2 separate regions of the Mus musculus genome follow, and region 2 is linked to region 1. Evidence: chromatin contacts called from ENCODE POLR2A ChIA-PET data. All regions are on one chromosome and are shown on one strand. The core of a region is the stretch at or near the end of the contact, and the rest is flanking DNA. Distances in the headings are between cores, read along the strand shown. Region 1 holds the start of Ppp1r12a (protein phosphatase 1, regulatory subunit 12A). Region 2 holds the start of Pawr (PRKC, apoptosis, WT1, regulator).

Region 1 (4,453 bases), core at 855-3,354:
TAATTGATAGCTTTTGGGAATTGGAATTAACTATGTTTTGTTAATGAACTATTGTCTTGTTTTTGTATTATTTTTATGTCCTGAAAGAAGTGCTTGAGTTAGAAATGGCATATCTCCCACTGCAGTCCTCTTGCCCAAATGAAAATGTGAAATTCCAATGAATGTGTATTTCAAGAGCACTTTTAATAGCAAATAAATAGACAGAATGTTCTCAGAAAACAAGGAAAAGTCAGTTTTCTCTAGGTAGATAGGAGAGCTGGTAAGAGTATACTCAATTCTTTTCTTTGATTGGGAGGGCCATATTCTGTGCATAGGGATTTTATAGTTTCACGTTAAGAAAATTCATGACCCTGCTCCATGGTGGTAGCACACAGATTTAATCCCAGCACTTGGGAGGCAGAGGCAGGCCAATTTCTGAGTTTGAAGTCTACAAAGTGGGTTCCAGGACAGCCAGATCTACATGGAGAAACCGTATCTGGAAAAGAAAGAGAGAGAGAGAGAGAAAGAGAGAGAGAGAGAGAGAGAGAGAGAGAGAGAGAGAGAGAGAGAAGAAGAAGAGGAGGAGGAGGAGGAGGAGGAGGAGGAGGAGGAGGAGGAGGAGGAGGAGGAGGAGGAGGAGGAGGAGGAGGAGGAAGAAGAAGAAGAAGAAGAAGAAGAAGAAGAAGAAGAAGAAGAAGAAGAAGAAGAAGAAGATGATGATGATGATTCAGTACCAAACACCACTGTTCTCATTGTTGTGCAGAGGTCTAGTGGTATGATCCTCAATACATTTTATGAAGATATAGATGTATTTCATGTGTGGCACACTCGTTTTGTGTTTCAAGGAAGTAGTTTTATCTTAGCTTGGATTTTATTACTATTCCTAACATTGAAATTCAGAATATTCAGTTCTATAAGGTGGTTCCCCCAGCATATTTTACTCAGTTATTCTAATCTACCAGAAAGGCAACATGCTGAAGAGTAAGAAAATAACTTTTCACTGCTGTATTCCCAGCACTGGGAGGCGGTTAGGGGCAAGGCAACTATTTTCTTTGGGGGTGGGGGGGTTCACAGTCTACAGGATTCCCAAAAAGGACCAGTGGTAGGGTTTTATGACATTATAGATCTAAAGTGTATGGGACGGGAGAGTGTTTAGAAAAGGCAAAGCTAAAATCTCCTTATGATGTTCTTTGCAACACAAGAATTTAAGAAATGGGCTCAAATAAATCGTATTTACTGTATTTTCAGAGCCTAGGAAGTCACGACTTTTTAGACATGTACTGGATAAATATCAGTCGAAGTAACTGCCTTCGTCCACATTCCTTTTGAATTCTAGACGCAGCCGGGTCTTTACTCCATAGAAAGCAATGGAGCTGAAACCGTAAATCCCTTAAAAGGTCAGGAGCAGTTAACAAGGCTGAACTAGCCCTCATGGGCAGTGCCACCCAGGCCGAAAAGCGATGGAGGAAGAAGAAATCAAAACAGGCTTAAAGACGGGGGAAAAACAAAACAACAATACTGAGCAAGCCTAAGAGGAAAGACATTTCTGCAGTGGGTGTTTGCAGGAAGCCACTGCAATTAACCGCAGGTCACCATCCCCTGCCAGTAGGCGATCACCTCGGTCAATGCCACCGGGGCCGTGGAGACGACTCCGACCCCACTTTTAAAACGCTCTCATCAGGATCGCCCGGGTTTCCCCCCGAGTTCCTCGGGAAGAGCAACCCCCACAAGCACCTAATGCACGACCCGTGTCCTCTCCATTCAAATCACGCAGCCAATAGGAAAACCCTCCGCCCCGGGCAGACGCCTCGCGCGGCCCGCCGAGCCCGGGAGGAGGCAGGCAGGTCAGCCCGGTCCCGCCTCGCCGCCCGACCCGGCTGCCTCTAGAGCTCTCGGTCCCGCCGGACGAGACAACCTTCCTTCCCGGCCTCCTCCCTTCCAGGAGCGGCCCAGCCCCCGGCTGCCAGAGCCACACCCGCTTCCCTCCGGTAGCGCCCCCGCCAGCGCTCGGCCCCCGAGCTCTTCCTGGGCCGGGCCGAAGCCGAGGCCCAGGCCGAGGCGGGAGCGCGCATGCGCACTGGGCCGCAGGGCGCCTCCCCGGCCGCGATCTCGCGAAGTTACGCTCAGCCGGGCCGCGGCTGACGGACTGACGGGCGGGCGGCCGTGCCGGGGGCGGGAGGGCGTCTGTGGTAGGAAGAGAGGCCCGCTCGGCCGGGCTCGCCCCAGTGCTCTGTGGGATACTGGAAGTCTCGAGCGTCTCCTCCCCGGCTCGCGGCTCCGCTCCGCTCCGGCCCCTCTCTCTCTCTCTCTCTCTCTTTCTGTCGCCGACGCGGTCGCATACTCCCCCCGGCGGCGTCCCCTCGCCGCCGCCGCCCCCTTCCCCCCCGCCCCAGCTCGCGATAAGAGGAGCCGGCGGCTGGAGAGGGGATGAAGATGGCGGACGCGAAGCAGAAGCGGAACGAGCAGCTGAAGCGCTGGATCGGCTCCGAGACGGACCTCGAGCCGCCCGTGGTGAAGCGCCAGAAGACCAAGGTGAAGTTCGACGATGGCGCCGTCTTCCTCGCCGCCTGCTCCAGCGGCGACACGGACGAGGTCCTCAAGCTGCTGCACCGCGGCGCCGACATCAATTACGCCAATGTGGACGGACTCACCGCCCTGCACCAGGTCTGTGTGCCCGGCGTCCCCTCATCCGGACCCCGGAACCCCGGGGCCCGCTGTGGTGCTCGCGCCCGGGGCCGGGGCTGAGGCCGGGGGGTGGCGGGAGACTCCCTGCTTGCGGGTGAGGGGGCGGCTCCGTCGCGGGAGGCTGGCTGGGGCGCGGGGCTCCGGGCCCCCCTCCAGAGCCGCTCGCCCGCAGCCTGTGCAGTTTGGGGGGGGACCCGGCCGATGTTCCTGGGCGCGGGGCAGAATGGACTGTGGTCCTCTTGGGGGCCTCCAGGGCCATTTGTGGACATGTGTCTGGGTCTGGTAGTCTGGGTCAAGCCGAGCCGGAGAGTAATGGGTTGTGCCGAGGCCCGGTGTCAGTGATAGACCGTGGGGCGGGGAGGGTTGTTGAAAAAAAAAAATCCACTAACAGGGACTCTTGGGGCAGATGGAGCCCACTGGCCTGGAGGTGGGCATTGGTGTTGGTGTACATTTTTAGGACTTGATTACAAATGAGGATGATGATATTAGTGATCCCGAACCCTTAAAGCCCGAACCCTTAAAGCCGGGTGCCCCGAGCGAACGATTTCCTGTTTTCTCCTTTATTACTCTTGGTCACTGGGGAGGGGGAAACGGGGTGTAATTAGCTAATCCGGAGTGGCTGAAAGAGAGGGGATTGGTAGTGAATCTGATAAGGGAAGTCTTCCCGAGTGGGCTTGCCCACCTCGTAACTGGAGTCTATGGGTTCCTGTACTCGAAGTTGGTCGCAGTCACAGATCCCTGAGTCCTGGCTCCTGGAGTGCACACCGGGGCTAGGGAAGATGGGAATAAACACTGTGTACTCCTCAAAGACAGTTGCCAAACTTTATTATTATTATTTTTTTATTTTTTGGTGGTGGTGGTGGGGAGGGGGAGAGAAAAAAAAAAAACCAAAGCTAATCACAACCTTTTCTCAAAATGGATGCTTTGTGCATGTTAAAGTTTTATAGTAGTCCGATTGGGATCTCTCAATGTTAGCCAAATAAGGAGAAACTATTGGCAATCCAGAGATAATGTTGCTTTGCCTTTAACAAGCCAAAAGCAACAGAACCCTTAGAGTTCTGCTTGAAAAGCAAGTTTAAAGTGCTGGTAATAGATGCCACGACAGATTCTTTCTATTTTCATATTAAGAAACTTGGAATTACTAGGAAATTTACAGTGAAAAAGAATTTTCCCGCTCCCCTCAGACTCCTCTTGGTTGTGTGGGAGAGCATAGCTCTATTTTGAATAATAGTGTGGTTAAAAACAGAGGTTGAAACCTAAGGCTCCGCACTTTGTACCTAAACTTTATTATTTTGTGCCTGTTAACTTTATACCTTTTAAAAAGACATGGTATGGAGGCATTTTCCTTTTATTGTTTCCTGCTTTAATAAGTGATGACCATTTAAAGTTTTATTTAATCAAATTCACATATCAAGCTTGGCGTAGCCTTTGTTTACAAAGCTGACTGGAAGGGCTGAAGTGCCTGACAATCTGCAGGACAGATCTGGAATTTAGAATGGCACCAAAGGAAAATATAGGGTGGTTCTCTAATGTAATGCAAAGTTCATTTGCTTACAGCTTAAGGCACATTATAAATCTAGATCTGGAAACATGGTTTTGAGAAGGAAATCACCTTCAGCATTAAAAATTTTTATCATATAACATTAAAAAAATAATCTTCTTTTTTCACATGTCCTTGGCAAGTTTAAATGAGAAATTGGTTCTGAGACACACTTAACTATATGTCAGAATAATTGGATAGTGGTTTATATCAGCATGTTTTCTAAAACTAAGTAGAAGTGTGAAGTTT
Region 2 (4,098 bases), core at 937-3,436, 170 kb after region 1:
TCCACCCAGCCCCAAATGTCAATATGTGGAGAAACCCAGCTCCCAGCCTTAGAGGGTTATTTCACCCGGTGGAGTCTGCACGTAAAGATGATATGCAAACATCTGGCCGTTGACGGTTGACTCAGCTAAACACTCTGCTATAATGTTGGAAGAAGCCTGGTTGTGCAATACATCTTTGGGAATATGGAGAATGCCAAAGCCAAGACAAAGGGTATAATAAGCGATAACAATAACAAAATGGAGTGCTTTGTACCTTAATAATCTCTTTCATCCACTCTTCCCTGGGGACTTTATAGACTAGCAACTGCTCTGGTTCCCACCTCTTACCTTTTATCTAAGGACCTGAGGCGCTTTCACAGTGCTCTGACGACGGAGGTATCATTAGCCCATTTTATATGCAGGTAAACAGAGGCACAGAAGTTAAGCAACTTACCCAAAGCCAAGCAAGCCAGCACTCCTGACTCAGAGACGATTAAGAGATAAATTTGTATTTATAAGTGTTACCCTTGTTCATTCAAGGTGTATTGCTTTCAAGTTAATACATATTCCTTACCTTGTCTTTTTCTCCTTTCTTCCACTTCCCAGACAGAAACCTATGATTGTTTGAAATCTTATTATCAGAAGTAGTCCTTGAATCAAGCACACCACAATCAGAGTCGACTCTTAAAACAGCTTTTAAAAACGAGGTACTGTATTTCATAGTAAAGAAAGCGACTGAATTCAGAGAATTTAAACATACATTAAAGATCCCTGTGGTAATTTACATATGCGTATCCAGGCTGAGCCTGTCCTCTTTCCAGCGCTGTGTTTAATCCTTCCAAGTGAGCATTCTCAGGTAACTAACTCAGGAATGTGAACCTATATAGCCAGGCTCCAGCTTGCCTCAGAAAACAAGCCCGAGAAACCAACACAGCACACCTAAGTTGGTACCAGCTAGGCTCGCAGTCAGCCTGGTTTTTTTGTTTTGTTTTTTTTTTTTAATCCTTCTTGGGTGGGGTGCGGGGAGAGGCCTTTTACCAAGCAACTTTCTAAGCCTTCTCCAAGTTAATCGTATGTCCAGCCCAACAGGCAGACCAAAGACCAGAATTGCTTCTGAGAAATGCAAGACTGTGAGTCACTATAGCCTGTGCCCATTGCTGTGGCGTGTTACCTGCTGCCTCCTTACCTACATTGTGTCACCTGAGCAAAACGACGATGAATCGTTCGGTCAGCCTATGTGCCTCCGGACTCTTACTGTTTGGGAAACACGGTTTCATAGCTCCTGAAAATGATGCACTCTGACATTGCACAGATGTGAGAGATAAGTCCCCTTAGCTCTGATCGCAGGTGAGGATGGACTGACTCATGCCTGGGCATAGAAAAGATGGAAAGTCAGAGACTCTCCAGCTTTAGGTCGATGGTGGGGAGATTTGCTGCTAAATCTGCCTATAAGCGGTGTAGAGACAGCGTGAAGACCGCATGGGTTGCCAACAAGATCTTGAAAGAATAAAAAACTCTTGATAATTCATCGATCATTTTAGCATCTCCTTTTAGCTAACTTTTTTTTTTTTTTTAAATCACGACACTCGCTGCTTTTGAAGGGGCTTGCTGGGTTTCTCAGTCTCCTACCTGCCACCCCCCTGGCGTCTAGAAAGAGGGAGGGAAGGGCGGCGAGGGAAAGGGACCATGTGGGTATTTCCCCACCCTGGCGAGCCAGGTCCTGAATCATCCCCTAGCTGGTAGCACTTTTCCTCCGGCAAGTCACAACTTTCCCTAGAATAATACGGTCTTGTACTTAAAAGGAAGAGTGGTGGGAGACCCGAGGGGCGGGGAAGAGGAGTGAGGAGAGAGAGGGGCGTGGATCGGCCGATCCCGCCCTAGAATCTGCGGAGCTGGAAGGCAGCCCGCAGTGAAGTTGCGAGCCTGGGTAGGAGGTGTCCGCTCTGAGTGCGATTCCCGGGAGGGAGGAGTCAGGGCGGCGGGAGGGGCGGGGCGCCGCGCACCTGAGCGCGGAGGGCGGGGCTTCGGCGGTACTTCTCCGCCCCCTTTCGGGCCGCAGGGACTCGGCCCTTTCCGCCCCGCTTCGGCCCCGCTCGGTTCCCGCCCCCCTCCGCCCCTCGCTCGCTCCCTCCCTCCAGCCAGGGACTGCCCCCAGCTCAGGCCGGCGAGTTTGCCGGGGCTGGTCGTGCGCGTCCCGGACGCTCCGGCTCACCTGGACAACCCTCATCCCCGCCACGCTCCTTGTCCCACCTAAAAACTTCTCGGAGGTAAGGGGCTCTTCCGGGCCACCCGCACGGGACTCGCGCACGGGTCTCCTCTCCGCTGGACACGTCCCCCCCGGTTCCAGCCGGCTGGTGGCTCTCCGCGTCCCGTCTCGGAATGGAGGCGTCTGCGGCGCGGAGCTCAGGCCCGCGCGAGCGGAATGGGAGTCCCGGGGAGCTGTGCACACAGGTGGCAGCGGCGCGGGTGTCCCGGTGCGGGGTCGGGGACCTGGGTGCGACGGGGAGGGCGGCGAGGGTGGGGCCCATCTCTTCCTCTCTCTTCCTTCCCCGGGGTCGGATTTCTCGGGGTGCACCGCAGAGGTACGTCCTGCGAACTTGGCGGCTGGGACGCGCGGCCACGCCGAGGGCGCGGCGATCGCTGTCTCGCGGCCACCCCGGGACCTGACGCCGCGCCCCCTCCCCCGCCCCGTGTGCTTCCTTGCAGAGCGTCGGTCCGGCAGCGCGCTCACCCCGCGCAGTCCCCAGCGCATTCTCGCTTCCCGGGCAGGCGGCGGCGCCGGCGGGAGACAGGAGTCGCGGCGTGAGGGGCGCCCCCGCCGGCCCCTCTGGGAACATGGCGACCGGCGGCTACCGGAGCGGCGGCAGCACCACCACGGACTTCCTGGAGGAGTGGAAGGCGAAGCGCGAGAAGATGCGCGCCAAGCAGAACCCCGCGGGCCCGGGGTCGAGCGGCGGGGATCCAGCCGCCAAGTCCCCCGCGGGATCGCTGACCCCGACCGCGGTCGCGGGAACCTCGGAGCTCAACCACGGCCCCGCGGGCGCGGCCGCACCTGCCGCCCCCGCGCCCGGCGCCCTGAACTGCGCTCACGGCTCGTCCACGCTGCCCCGCGCGGCTCCCGGCTCCCGGCGGGCGGAGGACGAGTGCCCTAGCGCCGCTGCGGCCTCGGGAGCGCCTGGGTCCCGGGGCGATGAGGAGGAGCCGGATAGCGCCCGGGAGAAGGGCCGCAGCTCGGGACCCAGCGCCAGGAAAGGCAAGGGGCAGATCGAGAAGAGGAAGCTGCGGGAGAAGCGCCGCTCCACCGGCGTGGTCAACATCCCCGCGGCGGAGGTGAGCCGGGCGGGGCGGGCCGGTGCGGGGCTCGGGGCCGCCTCCCGAGTCTTCCACCAGGGAGCTCCCTCGGTCCGGGGCCCGGAGTTCCCTTCCACTCTCTGCAGCGGGGATGGAGTTTTACTTGGAGTAAATGATTGCTGGGAAGTTACCCCGACCCAGAAAAGTTGGACACGTGCTCTTTTTTCCGCCCCTGGAACCGGATTATTGCTTTAGAATGATAGACAGTTGGTATTCCCCAGGATTTGGCAGCCTAGACTTCTGTCTGTCTGTCTGTCTGTCTGTCTGTCTCTGAGTCTGTGTGTGTGTGTGTGTGTGTGTGTGTGTGTGTGTGTGTGAGAGAGAGAGAGAGAGAGAGAGAGAGAGAGAGAGAGAGAGAGAGAGAGAGATCAAGTGTTAGGGAAATCGATTCGTGGAGGTGATGACGTCTTCTGATTTCCCACGTGTCCATCTCGGGCTATCAGGTTGTTTTATCTCCACTTCCCTAGCAGTGTTTACAAGCAAAGGCACCTTTAAAGAAAGCGTAGCCTTAGCAATAGCTAAGCGTTATCTCGCAGTAAACCCGTGTTAAAGTCGCCCCAGCGGTATTTTGGACAGCAGAGATGCTGTAGCAACTAAGTTCTGGAGTCTCAGCAACTAATTGTGGTCTTGAACAATCGGGAAAATATTTGTTGGAGGTGTGTGTTCTTTATGTTTGGTGTGTGTGTGTGTGTGTGTGTGTGTGTGTGTGTGTGTGTGTGTGTGTGTTATATCACCAAACATTTCTTCTAGCATCAGGAACGTTCTATT

What was found. ChIA-PET counts read pairs that join two places held with the same protein, here RNA polymerase II (POLR2A).
Region 2: POLR2A ChIA-PET joins it to region 1 with 12 read pairs in embryonic stem cell. The contact joins the promoter of Pawr here to the promoter of Ppp1r12a in region 1. POLR2A ChIA-PET finds 5 or more read pairs at or near these places in 4 of 5 experiments (Patski and embryonic stem cell).

Annotation. Positions count from the first base shown.
Region 1 is chr10:108,159,994-108,164,446 of GRCm38, forward strand. It overlaps Ppp1r12a (protein phosphatase 1, regulatory subunit 12A), which reads left to right and starts at 2,105. Exons shown (of 25, transcript NM_001368736.1): 1 at 2,105-2,643. The coding sequence starts at 2,407. Gm40754 (a long non-coding RNA gene) reads right to left here and starts at 444. Exons shown (of 4, transcript XR_872014.2): 1 at 1-444.
Region 2 is chr10:108,330,003-108,334,100 of GRCm38, forward strand. It overlaps Pawr (PRKC, apoptosis, WT1, regulator), which reads left to right and starts at 2,187. Exons shown (of 7, transcript NM_054056.2): 1 at 2,187-2,246; 2 at 2,686-3,309. The coding sequence starts at 2,815. It overlaps Gm40755, which reads right to left and starts at 3,001. Exons shown (of 2, transcript XM_017314170.2): 1 at 1-3,001. The coding sequence starts at 2,731. The coding sequence ends at 1,775.